Linked DNA regions of Homo sapiens: all the other regions are linked to region 2. Evidence: chromatin contacts called from ENCODE Hi-C data. All regions are on one chromosome and are shown on one strand. Each heading gives the region's core, a stretch centred on a gene start or an enhancer-like site at or near the end of the contact. The rest is flanking DNA. Distances are from core to core; before and after follow the strand shown. Region 1 holds the start of LCE3A (late cornified envelope 3A). Region 2 holds the start of CRCT1 (cysteine rich C-terminal 1). Region 3 holds the start of LCE3D (late cornified envelope 3D).

What was found. Hi-C counts contacts between places; a loop is a spot of excess contacts on that map. Pooled maps may share reads with other maps.
Region 1: a loop to region 2 is called in a pooled map, with 2.5 times the contacts of the local background. The contact joins the promoter of LCE3A here to the promoter of CRCT1 in region 2. A Hi-C loop is called at or near these places in 1 of 50 pooled maps.
Region 3: a loop to region 2 is called in a map of esophagus muscularis mucosa, with 2.5 times the contacts of the local background. The contact joins the promoter of LCE3D here to the promoter of CRCT1 in region 2. A Hi-C loop is called at or near these places in 1 of 168 maps with a recorded cell type or tissue (esophagus muscularis mucosa).

The regions. Positions count from the first base shown.
Region 1 is chr1:152,621,706-152,624,405 of GRCh38, forward strand. LCE3A (late cornified envelope 3A) reads right to left here and starts at 1,398. Exons shown (of 1, transcript NM_178431.1): 1 at 1,129-1,398. The coding sequence starts at 1,398. The coding sequence ends at 1,129.
Region 2 is chr1:152,513,111-152,515,810 of GRCh38, forward strand. It overlaps CRCT1 (cysteine rich C-terminal 1), which reads left to right and starts at 1,372. Exons shown (of 2, transcript NM_019060.3): 1 at 1,372-1,442; 2 at 2,252-2,700. The coding sequence starts at 2,274. The coding sequence ends at 2,573.
Region 3 is chr1:152,579,233-152,581,932 of GRCh38, forward strand. It overlaps LCE3D (late cornified envelope 3D), which reads right to left and starts at 1,284. Exons shown (of 2, transcript NM_032563.2): 1 at 1,237-1,284; 2 at 149-725. The coding sequence starts at 704. The coding sequence ends at 426.

The sequences.
Region 1 (2,700 bases), core at 148-2,647, 110 kb after region 2:
TGTCCCATCTCCTTTTTTTCTGATTCTAAATCAAAGTAGGAGGAGAAAATACCTTGATCAGCAAACATTCTGAGCCAATTCATCCCTGCCCAAGGCCCTGTTTCCCTGCTGCCCTTAGGTTAGCAAAAACGTGAGCTTAGGGTCATAGGGTCAGGGTCTGAGAAAGACGGTGAGGGACAAGGGGAGACAGATAGGTAGATAGAGATAGATAGATAGATAGATAGATAGATAGATAGATAGATAGATAGATAGATAGAAAACAATGATTTACTTTTTCATTTCTTCCAGGGATCACTGAGCTGAGATGTCCTGAAAGGAAAAACTAACAGCACTGTCAGCCCCCTCCCAAGTGCCTAACCCTCAAGTATCCTTTTGGTTGTTTGCTGCCAGTCTATTTCTGTTGTGGTTCCAGCTCTGCAGGAAGCTGCTACCGGAGTCACCATGGGCCCACAGATCCCACTGACATGCCCAACAGAGCATTCTGGAGGCTCCAGTTGCTGCCACAGCTCTGGGGGCTGCTGTGGTCCTGGGTCATGAAGACTACAGAGTATCAGAGTTGGAGGAACCAGAGGACCAAGGACCTGCTCCCATCTGGAGCTTCTCTTCTTCTCTGCCATCTAGGGCTGAGCTACCAAAGTGTTTTCGGAAGGATCTGAACGGGCCCAGTAAGCTCATTCCCTTTGTTTTCCAGAGCTCTGTGTTTATTTCCAACTCATGCTTCTGTCCTTGACCTTGTGAAAGACTGCTCACCTCATTCCCACACTAATATACAACCCCCCTAAAAGGGTTTTGTGAGTTGAGGGGTGTATGACCCACTTGTGTCTGTTCCTAAGATAGGCCTATGTACCCAATGTGGGGCAGCCCCTGTAAGGCAAAGACGGGAACGCACTGGACAGAGCTTGCAACGAGAAAGCACAGCTTTATTCTTCACAGCACAGGGATATTAAAGAAGGAGGGAAAACACTAAGACCAGCAGGATAAATCCCCTGGGGGAGTACTTGAAACTCATCAAGGAACATCTCAGTAGGAAAGAGGAGACAGGAGCAAAGAAGCACCAGGCTAGGGCTGGTTCCAGTCATTTTGGCACTTTCTTTTCTCAAATATTTTTACTTAATCTCGTGGCTCAGGTCAGCAGCAGCCCGCAGAACTGTGGCCACAGCTGGAGCTCCCGCCTTGCTGACCACTTCCCCTGTCACAGGAGTTGGAGCTCTGGCAACGGCAACGGTGAGACCTGCGGCATCTGTGGTGACTCAGGCAGCAGCTGCGCTCGGAGCTGGGCCCACAGCCCCCAGAGCTTGGGGCACAGCTGGAGGAAGCTGGAGGCAGACACTGTGCTGGGCTCTTTGCAGGGCACTTGGGCGGAGGCTGGCACTGCTGCTGGTTCTGCTGGCAGGACATCTAGGCAGGAGGTCAGGGAGCCTGGGCAAAATAAAAGCAAAGCAAAATACGTGTCAATGCAGGTTTCAGGCCAGGGCCTCCTCATGCTTTGGTTTAATTGTGGATCCCTTCCCCTAAACTCAGTCTGCCCTCCAGCTAAGACCTGGGGAAGGGGAATGCAAACGGATCTGAAGTTAAACCGGCCTGATACTGCCCCTTCCTCCGGCCCTCTCCCCTGCCTGGGAGGCAGCTGACACTCCTGGGTGGGCCTCTGGGGCTCCTGCGCACGCCCTGCGGGGCCTGTCACACCTCCGGACCCGATGCGAACAGCTCCCCCTGCAGGCGTCCCGTGAACACAACGCCCATGACCCTCCAGGGTGGCGTCTCTCTGGACGCCTGTGAGCGCAGGGTGTGAGGAGGCAACGCATCTCTGCGCACATGAGGAAAAGGGGGTTCAGAGGTCGCAGCATCGCGGAGCCCCTGAAGTGGCTCGCAGACTTGTCTGTCTTCCTCACTATCCCGCCCATCTCCCATCCCAGTCCCAGCCGGCCACCCACCACAGCCTCTCTGCCGCCTCCACCGTGTCTGCCTCCTCCCCTCTCCTTGTTGAAGCACAGACGTGTTTGCGCAGCCCTTTCAGCCCAGGTCCTCTCGCCAGCTGGACGCTCACCTGGTTTGGTGGAGGCAGGAGAAGGTTCTTCCTGAGGTGATTGTGGACTGAGGAACCCAGGGCCTCAGCCCTTTTATCCTGGGTATTATGATGCACAGCCCAACTATGTGTCCTCCTTTGCTCCCCAAAGGGAGGGGAAGCACCACACACTCCCAAGGACCAGGCTTTCAGCATATTCTTAAGGCGCATATTTTGAGGAATGACAAAAGGGAAGCAGGAAATCTCGATGACGGTCCAATTATCCACCGTTCAGGCCCTCTGGCTGCTGTTCCACTTTTTTTTCTTCATTCAGCTCACATGCTCTGAAGCCAGGGTACGTCCTTTGTGGGGCCTGGTAATATGGGGACAAACAGAACACATTTCTCCCCTTGACTAGCTCACAGCTTTTCAGAAGGCCAGATGGACAACTGAGCAATTAAATCACATCCTATGTGCTAAGCGACGCAGCACAAGTGTGCACAAACATGGCAGGCTGGGGTCACTGCCTTTGGGTGTCAGTCCCCATTGCTTTGTGGATTCCTTTACATAGGTGATGGAATCAGCCCCTGTGTCCTGAGATGTTGGCTGCACTGAGCTCACTGGACCTGGGTTGAGTAAGGGGTGGAAGAATGGAGCTGGGGCCATGGCTTGAGAGGTAGTGTCTTCAGGGAATA
Region 2 (2,700 bases), core at 122-2,621:
TTATACTGATTCCTACCAAACGTTCTTCATTCTTTTTTTTTTTTTTTAAAAGAACTTTGCCCATTTTCCCAGAGGAGATCCTGCCTCTGTCTTGTTATTTCATTACTTCCTTCTCTGTTCTAATATTGACTTTACTTTTTGGAATGTCTCACCTATACTCACCAACAGGTGCTCTAGGAACTGGCAACCTGTTAATCAGGCTCTAAATCCATGTTAAATGAAACTGGTATCTTTTGTGACTTATCTTTCCTCGCCTAGTCCCTTGAGCCACTCCCAGCTCACTCGCCCCCAAACCTGTCTCTCATCCTTAATTCCTGAATTCTTAGTCTTGGACTTCTGTTATAGTTCACATTCACAGTTGTGGGCAATTTGATTAAGAAGCAGTTCTGAAGTTGACTGCCAAAGTATCCTCCAATTCTTAAAAATTAGTTATTCTGAAAACACTATCTATCATGAACACTTTGGACCTTTGGAAAGAACTTTCTTTCTTTCTTTCTCTTTTTTTTCTTCTTTCCCTCCCTCCCTTCTTCCTTTCCCATTTTCTTTTGCACTGGGCAGTGGCCCTAGGGAGAACTTATCTTCAAAGGCAGATTGGTGGTTGGGGGTGGGATAAGAAGCAGGAGTCCCACAGGCTGACTAGCCTTTTTGCAATTGGGCCACTGTCCTGCACACATTTTTCTCTTTGTCATACCATGCTGTATTATGGGGATATGGCAACCTGACTACATTCACAACTTTTCTGGTCTTATGGTTCCTTAACTTTGCCTAGGTTTTTCTTCCTGTCTCCAGTGACAGAGAGAAATCACCCCTGGGGTTCCCAAAGGTGCATCCCCGTCATCATCTTCACTCACTGCATCTTGAAGCATATGGATGAAACCCAGCAGGCTTATCGCATAGCTTGTGGTCTGCCCTGGGGAGCCAAGGACCAAGAGCCAGAGAGATGAGAATCAAGATAAAAATAGGTGAACTACCACCTACCAAGTAGATGACTACATAGGAATGGATGTGTGGGCAAGTGGAGCCGTCTGTGTGTGTGTGTGTGTGTGTGTGTGTGTGTGTGTGTGTGTGTATTGAAGACAAGGGCAGGGGTTCCAGACCTCCCTGCATTTGAGCCCCATGCCCTCTCTTAGCATACACACAGCCTCCCAGGTACAAACAGTGCCCTGTTTGGAAAGTAAACATGCCATAGCAATCCTGGCACCTCTGTGAAGTGACTTAGATGCCCACATGCACCACCTACAATGCTACCTGAGTGATGAATGTCTCTGGGATGTGAGTGTCAGCTGAGCACGTCTGTTGGGAAATGGGCCCCTCCCAAGAGCCTGAACCTGAATACTTCTTATAAAAAGGTTCTCTGGCTGGACGCTGCTCAATCCACTGCCTAGCAGGTGGCCCATTCCAGTTGGAGAACGTAGTGAGTCTTTCAGTGGAGCCAGGGTCTGGTAAGTCTCCTAGCAGGGTCTGGGGGAGAGGGTGGGATGAGTTGAGGGCACAGGGGAGGAGCAAACAGAACACAGGCAGCAGATAGATGTGGAAGGGGTGTCCCGCAAGGCACCTACGCTTCTAGTGAGCCAACCTCTTAAGGTACTAATGAGGACATAAAGGCAACATAGGAGGTGGTTTTTGCAAGGGTACACAGCAAGTCCGCAGAAGAGCTGTGACTAGAACCCAGGTCTTTCAGCTCCCTGGATGGGGTTATTTATATTGGCACAACTCTCCTTTCCCACATGGTTGTGGGGCATGAGAGGCGTAGGCAAGAAAGAATGATCAGGACATGCTTCTGGCCTGTGGATTATTTAGACCCAGCAGGTGGGACCGCCTGTTGGACTTGGGTGTTTTCTAACTGATGGGGGTGTAGTAACTAGGAAGATACAGTCGAAGGTCGGTAGGAAAGTAAAATGAGGGACAAGAAAAAAGCCAAGTGGAGATTTTGGACTGGATCATACAGATAAGTTGCCGCAGTGTGCTGTTTATTTTCCACTGTGGAGAACTTGAGCAGTCTTCTTCTAGTCAGAGAAAATGGAAATGCATTGATTCATTGCATGGATTGTGTCCTGCTCTGAGCATGTTTAACTCACTGGAAACACCTGCTTGGATTTGCTTCTTTGCGTCCGCTCTTTCTGGGTGCTTTTCCCTCCTTGTCCCAGGCCAGGCTGACTTGTACACTAAGCCGAATCTCAAAAGCCCAGACAGAGTTCCATTGGTGGAAAGAAAAAGCCGGCTCGCCTTTGAAAGGCTGCCTTTCTTCCAGGTTTGTCGTGAGGAGCTCCGCGATGTCCTCTCAACAGAGCGCCGTTTCCGCCAAAGGCTTTTCCAAGGGGTCGTCCCAGGGCCCCGCTCCGTGTCCCGCCCCGGCGCCCACCCCGGCGCCCGCCTCCTCCTCCTCCTGCTGCGGCTCCGGCAGGGGCTGCTGCGGCGACTCAGGCTGCTGCGGCTCCAGCTCCACCAGTTGCTGCTGCTTCCCAAGGAGACGCCGCCGACAGCGGAGTAGTGGTTGCTGCTGCTGCGGGGGCGGCAGCCAGAGGTCCCAGCGCTCCAACAACCGGAGCTCAGGATGCTGCTCCGGCTGCTGAGAGGCCCGCAACCCCCAGCGCTGCGCTAGAGAAACCCGCCCAGCCCAGAGCGGGCCCGCCCCGCTGCGGCTCCCACGCGGGGCTGGGCCTCGGAGTTTGCCCCGTAAAGCGAATTGCACTTTGATGT
Region 3 (2,700 bases), core at 34-2,533, 66 kb after region 2:
GGACTCGACAGATTCCTGAATTTTGCAGACCTAGAGCTAGAATTCTGCATCTTCCCTGTGGTGGTGCTGGATGTCAGGGGCAGACAGGAGGGCACACTTCCAGCCCCACCTAGGGAGAGACAGAGTGAAATGCCAAGGGAGACACCAGTGGTAATGAGGACAAGGAGCTTTATTTTTTGATGAGGTCAGGCACAAGCACTGCCAATCCTTCACAGGTACAGGGGTAAGGGAACATGTGACATCCTGGACATCAGACAGGAAGTGCCTTCTGGGGAGAGCTCAGACCTTCCACAGGAAAACCCCTAGCTCAGCCTGTGAAAGCCAGAAGAGGGTATCTGGGAACTCATGCATCAAGATGGGGTTTTCCTGGGCCCTTGGGATTCTTGTTTCCTCCAAAATCGCTTGTCTCAGCATCAGGATCCAGGTCAGCAGCAGCCTCCAGAGCCATGGCCGCAGCCAGAGCCCCCGCCTTGCTGACCACTGCCCCTGTCACAGGAGTTGGGCCTCTGGCGCCGGCATCGGTGGTGGCGCCTGTGGTGGTTCAGGAAGCAGCCGCCCTCGGAGCTAGGGCCACAGCCCCCAGAGCTTGGGGCACAGCCAGAGGAAGCTGGAGGCAGACACTGTACTGGGCTCTTTGGGGGACACTTGGGTGAGGGACACTTGGGTGGGGGTTGGCACTGCTGCTGGTTCTGCTGGCAGGACATCTTGGCAGGAGTTGAGTTGTCCTGGACAAAACAAAGCCATTTGTTAGTCCAAAATCTACAGTCCAATGTCTCTAAGACCAGCGGCCTCCTGAGGCAAGAGCTGCAGGAAGGTGAGGGAAGCTGATGTGGAGTTGGTGGGACATGCCAGATGCCTCTCACTTTGTTCTCCACCAGGGACAGATTGCTGTGAGTCTAAGTGGGCATCCATGTTTCTGTTTCTCCAAAGAGCCTCTAGGAATGTACCCTTTTGACAAAAGGCATTCTGGAGAATGGAGATCATAGGAAACATGTGCCAGCCTGAGTAGAAAGAGGATGGGAAGGAATCATAAGCTTCTGTGGCCTTTGCAGGTCATGGAATTGCTGTCAGTTCCTGCAGGGTCTCCCTCCTGGCCCCAGTTCCCACATTGGTACCCTCTCTGCCATCCTCTCTCCGGGCTTTTGTTTCAGATCTCTCCATTTCCCTCTCCTGCTATGACCTTAGTTTTCTGTTCCAACATCCCAAGTTGAGTCCCATCCCCTGCTGGACACTCACCAGGTGCAGAGGAGGCAGGAGAAGGCTGTTCCTGAGGAGACGGTGGATGAGGAGCCCAGGGCAGGAGTGCTTTTATCTTGTGCACGGTGTGTGATGCACAGCCTGGGCATGCTGCTGCTTTCACAACCAGGGGAGGTGTCAACAAGGCACACGCCCAAGACTAGGTTTGTAGCTTTGGCACTTCCATAATATCCAACCAATGACATTGAACCTGGAAGCAGGATCACTGTCCACATACCTCTCACCTGGGAGGCTACCACTGCTTCTTTTCTTCCTCCCTTCTTCCTTGTTTCAACTCACGTGCTGTGGAGCACAGTCTGTCCTTTACAATTTCCTGGGAATTAGTATGACATAATTCTTTCTTGAGTCATGACTGGAGAAATAATAGTCATTTCAACAAATAGAGATGAAATAATTGGACGTCCATATGTAAAAGAAATCATACCTAATGCTAGATATAAAAATTAATAGATCATAATTTAAAAAATTAAACTATGAAACTTCTGCAATAAAACATAATAAATCTTTGTGACTTTGGGTTATGCAAAATTTTTCAGATATGCCAAAAAGGTACAATTCAAAAAAGAAATATAGGACTTCATCAAAATTAAAAACTTCTGCTTTTCAAAAGGCACTGCTAGGCAAATGCAAAGAAAATTCACAGACTTGGAGACAATATTGTAAAACACAAATCTTACCAAGGACTTGGTTCAAGAATTTTTTTTTTATTTTTATTTTTTGAGACGGAGTCTTGCTCTGTCGTCCAGACTGAAGTGCAGTGGCGCGATCTTGGCTCACTGCAAGCTCTGCCTCCCGGGTTCTCGCCATTCTCCCTGCTCAGCCTCCCAAGCAGCTGGGTCTACAGGCGCCTGCCACCACACCCAGCTAATTTTTTTGTATTTTTAGTAGAGATGGGGTTTCACTGTGTTAGCCAGGATGGTCTCTATCTCCTGACCTGTGATCCACCCGCCTCGGCCTCCCAAAGTGGTGGGATTACAGAGCCACTGTGCCCGGCCAATGTTTTTTAAATTCTCAAAAATAGGTAATAACACAGAAAATATGGGCAAAGTATTTGAAGAGTCATTTTAACAAAGAAGATATATGGGTGGCAGTTAAGCACATGAAAAGATACTCAACCTAATCAGTCATTAGAGAAATGCAATTTAAAAGCAAAGTGAGATACCACTCTATACACATTGGAATGGCTAAAATGAAATAAATGACAATATCAAGTAATATGAGGGATGTAGAACAACAAGAAGCCCAAGTCATTGCTGGTAGAAATGCAAAATTACATTAGTTGGCAGTCTATCAAAAAAATTAAACATACAACTTACAATTTGCCCCAGAAATCCTATTCTTAGATATTTAGCCAAAAGAAATATAGTTGTATGTTCACAGAAAAACCTGTAGCCCAACATTTATAGTGGCTTTATTCATAACTGCCCTGAATTTGAAGAACCC